Regions from separate parts of the Homo sapiens genome. Here region 2 is linked to region 1. A link is a loop called in an ENCODE intact Hi-C map of the cell type or tissue named here. Cell type or tissue: A673. All regions are shown on one strand.

Evidence for each region. Hi-C counts contacts between places; a loop is a spot of excess contacts. Peaks named below come from ENCODE experiments on the same cell type or tissue, not always from the same donor. Only the 100,000 strongest peaks of a DNase experiment are listed, where the experiment ranks them.
Region 2: it touches region 1 in a loop (2.8-fold over the local background); 10 of 110 quality-filtered maps call a loop at or near these places.

What each region holds. Positions count from the first base shown.
Region 1 is chr3:170,957,044-170,965,043 of GRCh38, forward strand. No RefSeq gene overlaps it. Among named protein-coding and RNA genes, the nearest start is that of EIF5A2, 52 kb to the left of the region's middle. In A673, a CTCF peak has its summit at 4,684 (motif pointing right); no DNase peak of the experiment used is centred here; H3K27me3 peaks cover 343 bases.
Region 2 is chr3:172,472,757-172,480,756 of GRCh38, forward strand. No RefSeq gene overlaps it. Among named protein-coding and RNA genes, the nearest start is that of GHSR, 28 kb to the left of the region's middle. In A673, a CTCF peak has its summit at 4,729; a DNase peak (open chromatin) is centred at 4,725; H3K4me3 peaks cover 888 bases.

The DNA of each region.
Region 1 (8,000 bases):
TTTGCATCTGACTTATTTTACTTAGCATAGTAACCTCATAGCATGTGTCAAAATTTCCTTTCTTTTTAAGGCTGAACAATATTTCTTTGTATGTACCACATTCTGTTTATCTGTCCACACATTAATGGACACTTTAATTGCTTCCACCTTTTGGCTGTTGTTAATAATGCTGGTATGAACATGGATATACAAATATCTGTTCAAGGCCCTGCTTTCATTTCTTTTGGGTATATGCACACAAGTGAAATTGCTAGATCATATCATAATTCTATATTTAATTTTTTGAGGAATTGACATAGTGTTTTCCACAGTCACTGCACCATTTTACATTTCTACCAGCAATGCAGAAGAGTTCGAGTTTTTCCACGTCTTTGCCAATATTTGTTATTTTTCTGTTTTTTTCTTTTTTAAATAATAGCCATCCTGATGGGTGTGAAGTGACATATCATTGTAGTTTTGATTACCATTTCCCTAAAGTGATGGTTTGAATGTTCCCTAAAATTTATGTGTTGCAAACCTAATTGCCACTGTAACAGTATAAAGAGGTGGAGCTTTTAAGAGGTGATGAGGTCATGATGGTTCTGCTCTTATGAATGGATTAATGCCATTATCATGTGAGTTGGATAGTTATCTTTTGTTCCGGACTTTTTTGGATTCATCAAGTATTTAAAAAATTATCCCAATAATCTCCTTTGTTTGCTTATTAGCCATAACTCCTTGTTTATTAATTTAGGGATTGTTTAAGGATTTATACTGTAAATCTTTTACTTTTCAAGGTAAAAGTGTGTTATATGTATATATAATATATAAATACGTGAATCTTATACTAGGATACTTCCCTTCCTGACCTTCTGCTATTTTTTCAAAGATTCTACTTGAATATATGTTATAAACAATACAATAATTGTTATGATTTTCATACCTTTAAAGAGATTTAAATAATAGTTAAAAAAAGAATTGGCCTTATTTACCCATGTAGTTACTATTTCTGTATGCTTCCTTTCCTTATATACATCTAGATTTCTATCTGGTATGATGGTCTCTCCAACTAAAGGACATTATTTAATACAGAACATTTCTTATAGTGCAGGTCTGCTGTGACAGATTCTTTTAGTTTTGTACCTTTGAAAAAAATCTTTATCTTCATTTTCGAAAGATATTTTTGTCAGGTGGTGTGTATTGAGTTGTGTCCCTACAAAAGATGTGTGAATGTCCTAAGCCCTAGCACCTGTGACTGTAGCCTTATTTGGAAATAGGGTCTTTACAGATTTAATCAAATTAAGATGAAGTCATATTGATTACACGTGCTTTAAATCCAATAACTGGTGTCCTTATAAGGAGAGAGAGATTCGGAGACACAAACACTTACTCTCTGTCACACACTCACACACACACAAAGTAGGGAGACAGAAGATGGCTTTGTGAAGATAATAGCAGAGATTAGAGTTATGTGTAATCTGTCTGCATCCACTACAAATCTGGGAAGATAAGAAAAGATTCTTCCTTAGAGCTTCAGAAGGAGCATGGCTCCCTCATCACCTCTATTTCAGACTTGATTTTGGAATCTGGCCTGCAGAACTGTGAGAAAATACATTTCTGTTGTTTTAAACCACCCAGTTTGTGTTACTCTGCTATGGCAGCCCTAGGAAACTGATGCACCAGGTATAGAATTCTGGTTGAGAGTTTTTATATTTCAGTCCTTTATGATGTTGCTTTACCGACTTACCTTGTTTCTAACTAAAAATCTGATGTCTTTCTTATCTTTGTTTCTCTGTGTTAATCATGTTTTTTCCCTTTGCTGCTTTTAGGATTCTCTCTTTATTACCACAATTGTGCAATTTGATTATAATATACCCTGGTATAGTTTTCTTCATGTTCCTTATGCCTAGGGTTCATTGAATTTTCTGAATTTGTGGGTTTATGGTTTTATTACATTTGAAAAGTTTTTTGCCTTTATTTCCTCAGTCATTTTTTCTATAGCCTCCCTGATTTGTGAACTCCAATTGCCCGTACATGAGGCTGCTTGAAGTTGTACTACTCACTAATTTTTTTTCTTTTTAAAATATGTTCTTTTTTCTCCATGTATTTTATTTTGGATAGTTTCTATTGCTATTCCTTCAAATTCACTAAACTTCTTCAATGTCCAATCTGTCATTAATCCCATCCACTGTATATTTTATCTTAGTTATTGTGTTTGATTTGAATCTCTTTTATATTTCTAGGTCTCAACCTTGTGAACATATGTAAAAGCTGTTTTAATGTCTTTCTCTGCTAATTATAACATCTTCGTCAGTCCTGAGTTGATTTCTATTCATTGATTAGTCTTCTCTTTATGTGTTGTGTTTTCCTTCTCCTTTCCATGGCTGGTGATCTTTGGTGAGATGTCAGACATTGTTAACTTTAACTTGTTGAGTGCTGGATATTTTTGTATTCCTATAAATTTTCTTGAGCATTGTTCTCAGATACAATCAAGTTACTTGGAAACAATTTGATTTTTTTAGGTCTTGCTCTTATGATTTTTCAGGTGGGTCCAGAGCAGCACTCAGTCTAGAGCTAAATATTTCCCAGTGCTGAGATAATGCCTTCCTGAGTACTCTACTCAATGCCCCTGATTTATGAGATTCTTACAGCTGGCTGGTGGGAACAGTCACTGTTCCCAGGCCTGTGTGAGTTCTACACATTATGTCCTTTATTCTTTCAGATGGTTCTTTCCCTGGCTTTAGGTAGTTTTCTTAAACACATTTACGTAATTTTTTTTTAAATTTTTACTTTAAGTTCCAGGATACAGATGCAGAATATGCAGGTATGTTACATAGGTAGACATGTGGCCATGGTGATTTGCTGTACACCCTCAATTCCCTTTGGATACTTGGAAAGCTTTCTCAAGGACAGGTGTAAACAGGCCCAGAATGCAAAGATTGGAATAAATACCTAACTCTTCAATACCCAGACACCAGCAAACATCCACAAGCATCAGAAACATCCAGGAAGCATGACCACACCAAATGGACTAAATAAGAGACTAAGGGCAAATCCCAGAGAGACAGAGACATGTAATCTCTCAGAGATTTCAAAATAGGTGTTTTAAAAGACAATGAAATTCAAGATAACACAGAGAAGAAATTTAGAATCCCGTCAGATAAATGTAACAAAAAGATTGAAATAATTGTTAAAAATCATGTAAAAATCCCAAAGCTAAAAAATACAATTGATAAATGGAAGAAAGCTTCAGATTCTCTCAACAGCAAAGTGGATTAAGTGGAAGAAATAATTAGTGACCATGAAGACAGGCTGCTTAAAAATATACAGGCAGAGGAGACAAAAAAGAATAAAATGGAATGAAACATGCCTGCTTGGCCGGGCGCGGTGGCTCATTCCTGTAATCCCAGGACTTTGGGAGGCTGAGGTGGGTGGATCACGAGGTCAGGAGTTCAAGACCAGCCTGGCCAAGATGGTGAAACCCCGTCCCTACTAAAAATACAAAAATTAGCCAGGTGCAGTGGCAGGCACCTATAATCCCAGCTACTTTGGAGGCTGAGGCAGGAGAATTGCTTGAAACCGGGGGGGTGGAGGTTGTAGTAGGCCGAAATCGCCGCATTGCACTCCAGCCTAGGCGACAGAGTAAGATGCCATCTCAAAAAAAAAAAAAAGGAAAAATGCCCACAAGATCTAGAAAATAGCCCCTAAAGGGCAGATCTAAGAGTAATTGGCCTTAAAAAAGAATTAGAGTGAGAGTCCAGGATACAAAGTTTATTTGAAGAGATAATAACAGAACTTTCCAGACCTAGAGAAAGATATCAATATTCAAGTACAAGAAGGTTATAGAATAACAAGCAGATTTAACCCAAATAATATTACCTCAAGACATTTAATAATCAAACTCCCAGAGGTCAATGCTTTCCTTCAACAGATAGTATTTATTGAGCACTTTTTGTATACCAGGCACTGTTCTGGATACTGAGGATGGAGCAGTGGGCAGTGAACAAAACAAACAAAATCCTTCTTCTCATGGAGCTGATACTTCAGTGGGAAGAGACAGGCAAGAAAAAAAAAAAAGGAAGAGGGAAAGCCGCTAAATGCTAAGTGTCAATAAATGTTAAGTAAAATGGGGGCAGAAAAGCAAAGACAGAAAAGCACCCTACCCCAATGGGGGTAGGGTGGATCTTGGATAAGATAGTCAGCAAAGGCCTCCATGGAAGGCCAAAATAAAAAGTGAGAATTGCTCTAGATTAAAAGAGACCCCTGAAACATGTCAACCAAATGCAAAGCGTAAGTCTTGATTACATTCTGGCCTTAAAAATGCAAACTTAAAAACATTTTTTTTGATGAAAACTTGGAAGATTTGAATATAGATTGCATATTAGATGATGGTGTAAAATTATTAATTTTTCAGGTAAGGAGATGGTATTGTCATTATGCAGAGGGTATCCTTTCAGGAAGTTTATGCTGACAGTTTTTGAATTGTTTTAGTGTCTGTAGTTTACTTTCAGATGGTTCAACACATAGAGGAAGAACTAAAGCAAATGTGGCAAAACATAACAATTGGTAAATATGATGAAGGTGTAAGGGTGTTATTACAGTATTCTTTAAAATTTTATGTATGTTTGAAATGTTTTCAAAATAAAAACTTGGCAGAAAAAAAGATGGAATTTAGGGTTGTTGGAGTCGATCTGAGTTTTCATCACCAGGTGGTGCTAAAGCTTTTCAAATGTAGTTAAATTAACAGCAAACAATCTGTGCTGACAGTTGCATATTAATTTAGGAAAAATTTGGGTGGGAGGAACATAGACTATAAATCAAGCTTTTTAAATTTGCCAATTTTACTCTTGCTTGCATTATTATATTTTACACAATTTGAAGAGGTTCAGCTATACGTTTTCTGGCTGTCAGTTTCCTTCTCTTCGACCTTTCTCATTTCCAGGCCCTTATTTTCTTCTCACAAAAGAGCTACTGTGATAATTCCCAACACCAGATGCCACTGTGATCCACACTGCTCACAGAGTAACCTTCGTGCAGCATTTCTGTCCCCTTCATCAGCTCCCTATTCCCCTCCAAATAGTTTCCACTCCTCAGCAAAGAATTTACAGTTTGATACCAATCTTCTTTTCCCAGTGTATCTATTATTGTTGCCTTGCATTAACCCTACTCAGGAGAAACATTGACTGCTGTCCTTTTTTTTTCAAATAAATGTCATACACTTTCTTGCCACTGACTATTCTGCTTTGTGTGTCTCCATACTCCCAATGCCCTTCTGCCTATTGCCAGTTCAAAATCTGACCTTGCCCATCATTGAAGCCTGAATTAAATATCATTTCCCTCATGACAATTTCCCCAAACACCTTACTCAGAAATATTCCTCTTTCTACAGCACTTTTAAATTTTCTTACCAAACTGATAACATTTTGTATTACATAATAATGTGTGTACACTAAATTATAAACACCTCCAAGGTAGGCAGTTTATGTTTATAGTCTTTGGATTGTGTTTAATATGATGTGGAATTTACTAAAGGTCAGTGGAATTGAATTTCAAGATTATTCAGAAGTAGTTTATAGTAGTGGTAAAAGTACTGACTAATTACCACCAACTGCCAGCCTTACTCTGGTTGTTCATTTCACAGATAAGCAATGAGAGGCCACCATAGTGAGAAACCAACCTGGATAAAGGATGTTCATGGCTTAGCAGCCCCACCTACCAAAAAAAAAAGTTATCAATTTGAAGTAAAATTTCCTTTCAATTTGAGTCTGTCAAAACCCTTAAATTCTTGAATGTCATTTGATCTATATATTCTTCTAGGTAAAAACATGAAAAGAATGATCAAAGATTTGCTTTAAGAATATTTCGTATATGTTACAAAATATGTTTGTAAAAGCTAAAAATTAGAAGCAGCCTAACCAACAATACAAAGTTGGTTAAAGACATTCTAATATATCCATACAATGAATTACTATGGAGCTATTAAAAATGGTGCTCGAGAACAATATTTAGTGGCATAGAAAGAGGCCCCCAGTGTTATTATAGGAAAAAAAATACACCATATTGTTGACATAATGCTTTTTAATAGAAGAAAAGATTTGCATAGAGAAAATACTAAAATTGATGGCAGAGATATATTTCTAGATTTGGAGATTGACCGATTTAAATTTTCTCTCTTGCTATCTTTTTTCCCCCTAAGTTTTAACTCTGAGCACCTATATTAAGCAAACAATAAAAATATTTAGGAGAGAAATTATATTCCTAATGTTATTCCATTGTGTACATTCATTAATGAAGGAAGGAATTTCAGGCTCTAACATTGTTACTTGGGCCTAACATAGAACCAGAGGATAAGAAGGCCAAATGATAACCCAAGAGAAGACAGTATCGGAGGTCAGAAAAGGTAAGAAAGCCAGGTAGAAAAAAATGAGGGTTGAAGAGTGGGGTTACCATGCTCAGGAAAGGAGGGAGGCGGGAATACAAGTAGGAGAGCTGTAAGAATCTAGTAGATACCAAGATTGTAATGAAATAGAAAGGTAACTGCATTTAGAAATCTGGGTCCAATATTTAGTATTATTGTTTATTAGATAGGTACTCTTGAGTAAATCATTTATGTTTTCAAGGGTCAGAAAATACCTTGAAGGTATTTTTATTCCCATGTTACAAGTGAGCAAAGTAGCCCTCAGAAAATATAAATGAGGTCATATATATACATAAGCTAGGGTTTCTCAGCTTTAGCTCTATTGGCATTTTGGGCCAGACATTTTATTGTGGGAGCTGAACAAGCACATTTGTATGGGATAATAAGTGATGATGTCAATTTTAATAAAGAGGAAGTTGCCCAGTGAGAAGGAAAGCAGGTGAGAGACATTTTGTAGTTAAAGAAACTAAAATTTTACCAATTTACATAAAATCTCCCTAAATACTCAGTGTACACATCTCACCAAGGAGTGTTTTCCCCTGGTAGGGGACTTTAGAGAACTCCAATACCTATAGTTGGCAGGCATATATGTCCCAGATCTATATAAGTCAAATCAAGCCACTAGCATATGCATCTTATGTAATAGATTTTAAGCTCAATCTTTTTCAGAATGGGGTCTTTTATATCTTTCCTGTCTATGCTGAGATGAATCCCAAGGGGGCCCAGATATGTATATGAGGATGAGTCATTGTCCCTGATATGGATAAGTGAAAAGGGTAGGGAAAAGGGTTTCTGACCCTGATAGAGCTATTTATGGGTAGGGAGGACTCTAATTCTTGAAATCATGATAGAATGTTAAAGTCTCCCGCATTTGGAGTATATGTTGTTTGCATTAATCCCATTTATTTTTAAAAGAAATATTATTACTTACATAGTTCACCCCAACTTTATTTCAAATTGGGACTATTAATTAAAATAGAAATTTAATTTTATGTTAATTTGAGGGTTACTTTTTTGGAAAAAAAAAGCCTTTCTCATACACAACTTAAACACTTGCATGCTTTTAAAGATAAAACAAGAACAACAAAAAAGTAGAATTTATTATGTAATTCTACCACCCAGATAGACCCAGTATGAATATTTTGGTGTATACCCTTTCAGAGTTCTTAAATTGGGGGTTCTGGATCCAGCCTGTACATTAGGTTCACCTGAAGAGCTTTGAAAATAAGACTATGTCTAGTCTCATCCCAGAACAAATAAACCAGAATACCTGGGGGATGGAGCAGTCCTGGGTAATTTTTTTTTTAACTTCACAGGTGATTTTAATGTACAGACAGGGTTGTGAACCACTCTTAAATGAATGACAGATTAGTGCTGAAGCACTAGGCCAAGCACTGGCTGAAGCAGCTAGGCCAAAATAAAAGATGCTGGTGCCTTCAGCTAAGTGGTACTTTGGCTGTAGTTGGCATTGACAATTAGGAAATGAGAGTGGTAGAGAGGCCACTTGGTATGCAGCAACCCTCAGTGGCCTGGCACTGTCCAAGCCATGCCACTGCTGTCTGCGGTAAGCAGTAATCAATAATTTGGGCAGTAGGAGCTATAG
Region 2 (8,000 bases), 1.5 Mb after region 1:
CTCAGCCTCCTGAGTGTCTGGGACTACAGGTACACACCACCATACGCAGCTAATTTCTTGTATTTTTAGTAGAGACGGGATTTCACCATATTGGCCAGGCTAGTCTCGAACTCCTGACCTCGTGATCCGCTCGTCTCGGCCTCCCAAAGTGCTGGGATTACAGGCGTGAGCCACCGTGCCTTGTCAATCCTTAGTTTCAAGAGTAAATAACAAGTTAGGTTATATAAAATTTAGGACTCATTGAAAATACAAGTATTATATGTCAAAAATGTATGATAAACAGAATAATACTTAGAGAAAATTACAGACTTAAATTGGTCTACCAAAAAAAGTAATATTTAAAACAAATGACTGGTGGGCATGTTGGCTCATGCCTGTAATCCCTACACTTTAGGAGGCTGAGGTGGGAGGATTGCTTAAAGCCAGGAGTTCGAGACAAATCTGGGCAACGAAATGAGACCCTGTTTCTAGAAAAAAAAAAAAGTGTTGAACGTAGAGGCATGCACTTGCAGCCCAGGTGTGGTGGCAGGTGGCTGTAGTCCCACTTACTCGGGAGGCTGAGGCAGGAGAATCACTTGAACCCGGAAGGCGGAGGTTACAGTGATTCGAGATCGTGCCACTGCACTCCAGCATGGGTGACAGAGTGAGACTCCATCTCAAAAAAAAAAAAACAGGGACAATTTGTTTATGCAGGGTAAAAGATAGGAATATGATAAACCTGTGACAAAAAGAAAGAGTAAAATGAGAGAAGATGCGAATAAATGAGTAAAACAAAGTTATCTGAATCTCAAATGTTTACTTAATGATAAAAATTAATGTCTAAATACTGCAGGATCTGATTATGTGTTGAGTGGATACAATAAGCTTTGTATGGGAGGGCTTTTCACAAACATCTCTAAATCTAGCCATCGCTTCCAAGATTATGTTTTAAATTGTCAATATAAACTATGATCTTATTGTTATTAAGAAAAAATCTAGTCCTTTAGTGCAAATAAATAATTAAAGTAAATAAATCTTAATTTTATATATAAAAAAGAAAAAGGGCAGTCATTAAAATCAGAAACTTCCCAAAGAACAACATGTTATGTATAGAAAGAAATCCTTAAATTACTCCCTTAGGCAAGTGGAAATGATGGACAAAAGCCCACTGCTAGTGAATAGAGTCATCTGAGTAAAAAATAGCTACAGCCACATAGAACCTCAGAGCTAAGGATGCTAAACATCTTGCAATGCAAAGGACAGCCCAAGGCTGGAAGCGGTGGTTCACACCTGTAATCCCAGCACTCATGGGAGGCCAAGGCGGGCAGATTGCTTGAGGTCAGGAGTTTGAGAAGGACAGCCCTACGTGACCAGGAATAGCTTGTCCAAAAGGCCAATAGGTCGCCATTGAGGACAAATTATTGACTTACCCAGGATTCCCCCTGTTTGGTTTCTGGTCCATATTTTTTTCCAGCACTACTGTCTTCATGAAGAAATATTATTTTATAGAAAAAAGCTCCTAACATAACCTGATGGGCAGTGTGGGGTTGGAGGAGGATACAAATATTTCTGGAGGTAGCTTACTGAGTGAGGAAAGAGTATTGAAAATTTACAAGTCAATAATATAACAGGAAATAAAACATTATCTATTTATTTTCATACTTGCTCTTGTATCAGGCCACAGCAAGTAGCTTTGCATGTGTAGGCCGATTATGTTAAAAATGATACTAAATTTTTGAAAACTATTTTTATTTTCATAGGTTTTGGGGTAACAGGTGGTATTTGGTTCCATGAGTAAGTTCTTTAGTAGTGACTTTTGAGATTTTGGTGCACCCATCACCTGAGCAGTATACACTGAACTCAATTTGTAGTCTTTTACCCCTCACCCCCTTCCCATCCTTTCCCCTCCCCGAGTCCCCAAAGTCCATTGTAAAAAATGATAGTTAATTTTAAGAAAATTCTGTCAGTAATGTTTAGGTCTCATTTCCCCCTCACCCTTTCTAATCCCTTTGCAGGCTTTTGTGATGCAGAAACAGAGTCAAGTTCAGAAAGAAATATAATTGGAAATGAGTATGTGGTCAAATTCTCCTCAATAGAGAGAAGAAAAAACAGAGATTGGAAGAAAAGGGTGAGCAAGGAGGAAAATAAGTTCAGGTTTTCAAGGAAGTTTTGTTTTGGGAATGGGAGCAACACTTTGGGAGAGATATGGAATGAGAGACAGAGCAAAGGAACCAGAAAAAAATTTTAAGAGATGTTGTGGGTTCGGCATTCATTCCCACATCATAGTCTAAGAGACATGAGTATGAAGATTGAAATCACTTTTGTTTACTTTCAGATATTAGATTGTATTCATCTGAATATCACATGGAGACTGAGACCAGGCCACAAGGCCCTGATATAAATTTGGTGACATATGTTAACTCAGTTAACTCTTTTAATGCTAGAAGTAGATAATATTCTCATTTTATAAGGGAAGAAATGGAGGCTCAGAGATGTTTTCCCCAAATTACTCAGATTTTAAGCAGTGAAATGGGTTTCTAACACAGATCTGATGCCAAATTTATGCTAATATGTTACACTAAACTGTCTTTTTTCTTTTGTCTTCTTTTTTTCTCTTTTCTTTTTTTTAAACTTTTATTTTAGGTTCAGGGGTACATGTGCAGGTTTGTTACATAGATAAACTTGTGTCATGGGGGTTTGTTATACAGATTATTTCATCACCCAGGTACTAAGCCTAGTATCTAATAGTCATTTTTTCTGCTCCTCTCTCTCCTCCCACCCTCTACCCTTGAGTAGGCCTCCATGTCTGTGGTTCCCTTCTTTATGTCCATGAGTTCTCATCATTTAGCTCCCACATATAAGTGAGAACATGCGAAGAGAGAATATTAAGGGACTTCGGTTTTGATTTAGGGGCGCAAGTGTCTCAGAAGCAGATTATGTTTGTATTCGTGTGAGTAGAGCTTAGGCTAACACTGTGGTTTTTTATTTTTTTCCCCCAGAATTACATAGAAACGCTCATCTCACCTAACCCCTTTTTCGGTTTGGACATATTCCATCCCAGTAGTAGTTTAACACTTGAGACAAACCTAAGGCCAAGACTTTTCACTGACTATAATAATTCTGTGACCTCAGTTTCTTATCTCTGTCCCCATGTCACAGGGCCACACAAGGTGTTTTGGGAATTGAGGGAGCATGCCAACAACTAACTATAGCAGAGAAAGAGTTCAATAGACGGCTCCTCCTCCTCTTCCACATGATTTTTTTTTTTTAAACAGAGTTTTGCTCTTGTTGCCCAGGCTAGAGTGCAATGGCACGATCTCAGCTCACTGAAGCCTCTGCCTCCCAGGTTCAAGCGATTCTCCTGCCTCAGCCTCCCAAGTAGCTGGGATTACAGGCATTCGCCACCACATCCTATTTTTAGGAAAGATGGGTTTTCACCATGTTAGCCAGGCTGGTCTCGAACTGCTGACCTCAGGTTATCCACCCGCCTCCGCCTCCCAAAGTGCTGGGATTACAGGGGTAAGCCACCATGCCCTGCCCACATGATTATTATTAACTCCCTGGAGTTAAAGTTGCCCCCAACCAGAAGTCTGCCCAAGTGTAAACAGCACCGCGCCCAGGTCACTCTCCAACTTTCCACTCATGTGATGAGCTTCCTGGAGCTTGGGGGAAAGAGGAGGACTCCTCTCCACCCTTCAGCCTGTACCATGGACTGTGTTGTATATCCTCCTGATCTTCATCCATTGCCTGTGCCCCTCCAGGAGGGAGAGGATTGGGAGACAAAAGGGGATGGGTTGCAGGCAGGCAGGCAGTGTGGCAAGTTTGTAGGGAAGGGAACGTGTGCAAAAAGGGGAAGCAGGCGTTGCAGAAGCAGAATGCTCATCTTCCCAATGTATCCTAAGGATGCGTTCATCTCACTTCACAGGGCAGTTAGGAGCAAGTGAGTTTCACAAGTTGAACCAAATTCTTAATGCAGAAAGGAAGCTTACTTTTAAAGAAAGACTGCTATTCATTTCTTTCTAAAATGCTCTTTTGTAATCTCTTAAATTTATCTGTTTTATTAAACTTGAGGGTTTTATACATTGATTTTTCTCAAAACAGGACGTACTTGAGCCCTGTTTTATACTTATCTATTTTAACTAGGTCATTTCCAATTTTGACGTCAATATGACTTTCTGGGAGATTTTAAGAATAAAGAGAAATCTGAAATCAAAATCAGCATGAAAGCAATTAAAATGAGGCTGTAAAACCTCTGTACCAGAGGTTTTCTTCGTCTTCTTTTCTTTTCTTTCCTTTTTTTTTTTTTTTTTTGAGACGGAGTCTTGCTCTGTCACCCAGGCTGGAGTGCAGTGGCGCGATCTCGGCTCACTGCAAGCTCCGCCTCCCTCTTTTTTTTTTTTTTTAAGCATATTGAATGCTTAGAACTTGCCAGGCCGTATCTCAGCACGTCACTCATATTAATCATTTCCTAATAACCGCTACAAGTTGGGTTTTGTTATTATCCCCATTTGAATAAATAAGGCACGGAGACACAGAGAGGATATGACATAACTACCAGAAGCCATTGGTGGCAAGATCTCAATCAGGACATGTCGGTACAATGCTCTGATTATCTCGTCTGCATCCCTGATTACTTATGGTCCAGATATAAACTACTCCTCTTCACTTTCATTTTAACCAGAATTTGAAGTCATTTTATTCTCTCTCAAGTACTTTGGGCTTTGAGGAAAATAAGGGAAACTCGCCACCTGGTGGCAGCTCATAGTGTGTGGTAACAAGGTGGCTGCCCCCTGTCTGGTTTCAAGGAGAGAGGAGAGAATGTCCCTGCCTTGCTATTCACGCCTCTCAAACAGCTGAGCTGACCTCTCCTCAAGGGCCATTGTCTTTAGAAATCCCTCGCCCTGTCTAGGTCCATTCTGATAAAAATTGGAGTAGCAGTTTTTTCTCTATGCTTCAAGTGAGGAGGTTGGATGGGACAGAGTCCAGCGATGAGAGGCCAAGACTCTCTTGACCTTATTTCATTGTCAAAAAGATCAGTATTCATGTTCTACAAGAAGGAATCCACAGTTGTCCAGAAAACTGTCCTTCAAAAATAGCCAGTCCACAGCTGCTTCCCGTATCTTAGGCTTTAGTTTCTGAAGCAGAGGAAGTAACATGCAGGCATCATCCCTTGTTAAAACAATTCATAGAATTAAAATGTTGCAGGTGAATTGAATTTTTGAACATTTAATCAGAATGATCACTTGGGTATCTTGTTTTCTTAAATACTTAATTCGCACACCACAGGGTTTGAAATGTAGGTTTTTCAAGTCTACATAGGTTCTATTCGTGATTTTCAGTTGCCTGTCAGTGAACAGGTGCCAAGTTAGCTGTATCAGAATCACTTGTGGAAATTAAAACGTAAACAAACACAGGAAGATTCCAATTCAGTAGGTCTCTGAGGAAGACTGAGCATCAGCATTTTTAAATGCTCACCAGGAGGTACTGAGAAGCAGTGTGCTTAGGAAGCCACTGTACCTGCACCACCTTTGCTGACCAGAATGGAAGCAGCAGGTAAAGAATGTTGGTGGTTAACACAAAAATTAGATACTGTTTTCACTCATCAGGCTGGCAAACAGGAACACAAATAGTAATATTTCACTCTGGTGATGATGTGGGGACCAGAGCATTCTCATTTTCTGTTGCTAGGTGTGTAATGTGCTACAAAAGATTAAGGAAGTAATCAGGGAGTTATTTATTTATTTTCATTTTTTTGTAGAGATGGGGTTTCCCTGTGTTGCCCACGCTGGTCTCAAACTCCTGGCCTCAAGTGATCCACCTGCCTCAGCCTCCCAAAATGCTTGGATTACAGATATGTGCTGTCTCAGCCAGGCCAGACAGGTATTTTTAACATCTAAAATGTTAAATTGGCCCAGAAATCCCAATTTGGAATCCAGAATGTTGAGATCAATGACAAAAATGTTTATTGTAGCATTATTTGTAGTGACAAATAATTGGGAACAATCAAATCTTGGAATAAATTATAATCTATTCATTCAATGAGTTATTATGCAGTATTTTAAAAGAACCAATTAAATCTGTATACTTTGATCTGGAAAGGAGTCTATGTACTATTAAAGGAATGAGTTGCTGAGTTTTATACACAACTGCATATGCATATACCTATATATGTATGTATATATATTTCCATTTGTAAAACAAAAAATTAATTAAGCTAGAATATTGGGAACAGGGAGAAACATATGAAAGGACACAGAGTTTTTTGGTTTTTTGGTTTTTTTTTAGATGGAGTCTCACTGGAGATTGTACTGCAACCTCTGCCTCCTGGGTTCAAGTGATTCTCCTGCCTCCGCTACCCAAGTAGCTGGGATTACAGGTGCATTGCCACCATGCCTGTCTAATTTTTCTATTTTTGAAAGAGATGGGGTTTCACCATGTTGGCCAGGCTGGTCTTGGACTCCTGACCTCAAGTGATCCACCTGCCTCAGCCTCCCAAAGTGCTGGGATTACAGACATGAGCCACTGCACCCAGCCAGGACACAGAGTTTTAATATTGGATCCTTCATGATGGGAAGGGAGTGGGGGGATTACAGATTTTTAACATTTTTCTTCATACATTTCTACATTTCACTCATAATAAAAAACATACCTTTCATGTGCAATTTATAAGATCCAATAAAGTTTTTAAAAATGTTGGTTGGACCAAAGAGTAGTGCATTACCCCCCCAAATCCCTGGTTTGGCATGCTTACCAACACTATTCAGGTAAGATTTAAACTGCAAAATTATAATGTATGTGTAAGGTGTAAAAAAAGATACTACAGAGAACCAGCCCTATGAACCCACATAAAATTAATGAATCCAACCCAATAGTCCCATGAACAGTTTTTGGGTTTTTTTTTTCTTTGGATAAACGTAGAAATAGACTTTTCTGATCTTACAGTGTGAAACTTACCTTTGTTTTATCTGAGTTCCTTCCTCGGGAAAGGACCCCCAGGCCTCTCAAACAGTATCAAAGAACTGAGACTCACCACATCATGGCATCAGGACAATGAGACTCCAGGCCCCTCATTCATTATGATTGCTTTCTTACCCCTTTCCAGTTCCTGCTTTCTCACACATAGTTACATTTCTTCCCTGCTATATAAACCCCTAATTTTAGTCACTCAGGGAGATGGATTTGAGACTGATCCCCAATGTCCTCAGCTGTAGCACCTGATTAAAGTTTTCTTTCTTGGCAATAATTGTCTCAGTGATTGGCTTTCTGTGCGGCCAGCAGCAGGACCTACACTGAATCCCTGGTGCTTCAGTAACATTAAGAAACAGAACTTTATCGTATCTTTTTGTTTCTTATTTGATTTACCTTTTATTTTTTAAAATTCTTTTATTTTTAATTATTATGGATACAAAATATTTGCACATACTTATGGGGTACATGTGATGTACTGATGCAAACATACAATGTGTAATGATCAAATAAGGGTAATTAGGATATCCATCACCCCAAACATTTATTATTTCTTTGTGTTAGGAACACTCCAAAAGCACCATTTTAGTTCTTTTGAAAAATACAACAAATTATTGTTAACAATAGTATCCCTATTATGCTATCAAACACTAGATCTTACTCAGGGGGAGTAACTCTACTTTTGTACCCATTAACTATCCCCTCTTTATCCCTTGCTCCCCGCTACTCTTCCCAGCCTCTGGTAACCATCATTCTACTCTCTCTTGTCTCCATGAGGTCAATTTTTTCTTTTAATTCCCATACATAAATGAGAACATATAATATTTGTCTTTCTGTGCCTGGCTTATTTCACTTAAAAAAAATGTCCTCCAGTTCCATCCATGTTGCTGCAAATAACAGAATTTCATACTTTTTTTTTATGGCTGCATAATGGTCCATTGTGTATATGTCCCCCATTTTCTTTATCCATTCATCCATTGCTGGGCACCTTGGTTGATTCCATATCTTAGCTATTGTGAATAGTACTGCAATAAACGTGGGAATGCCAATATTAC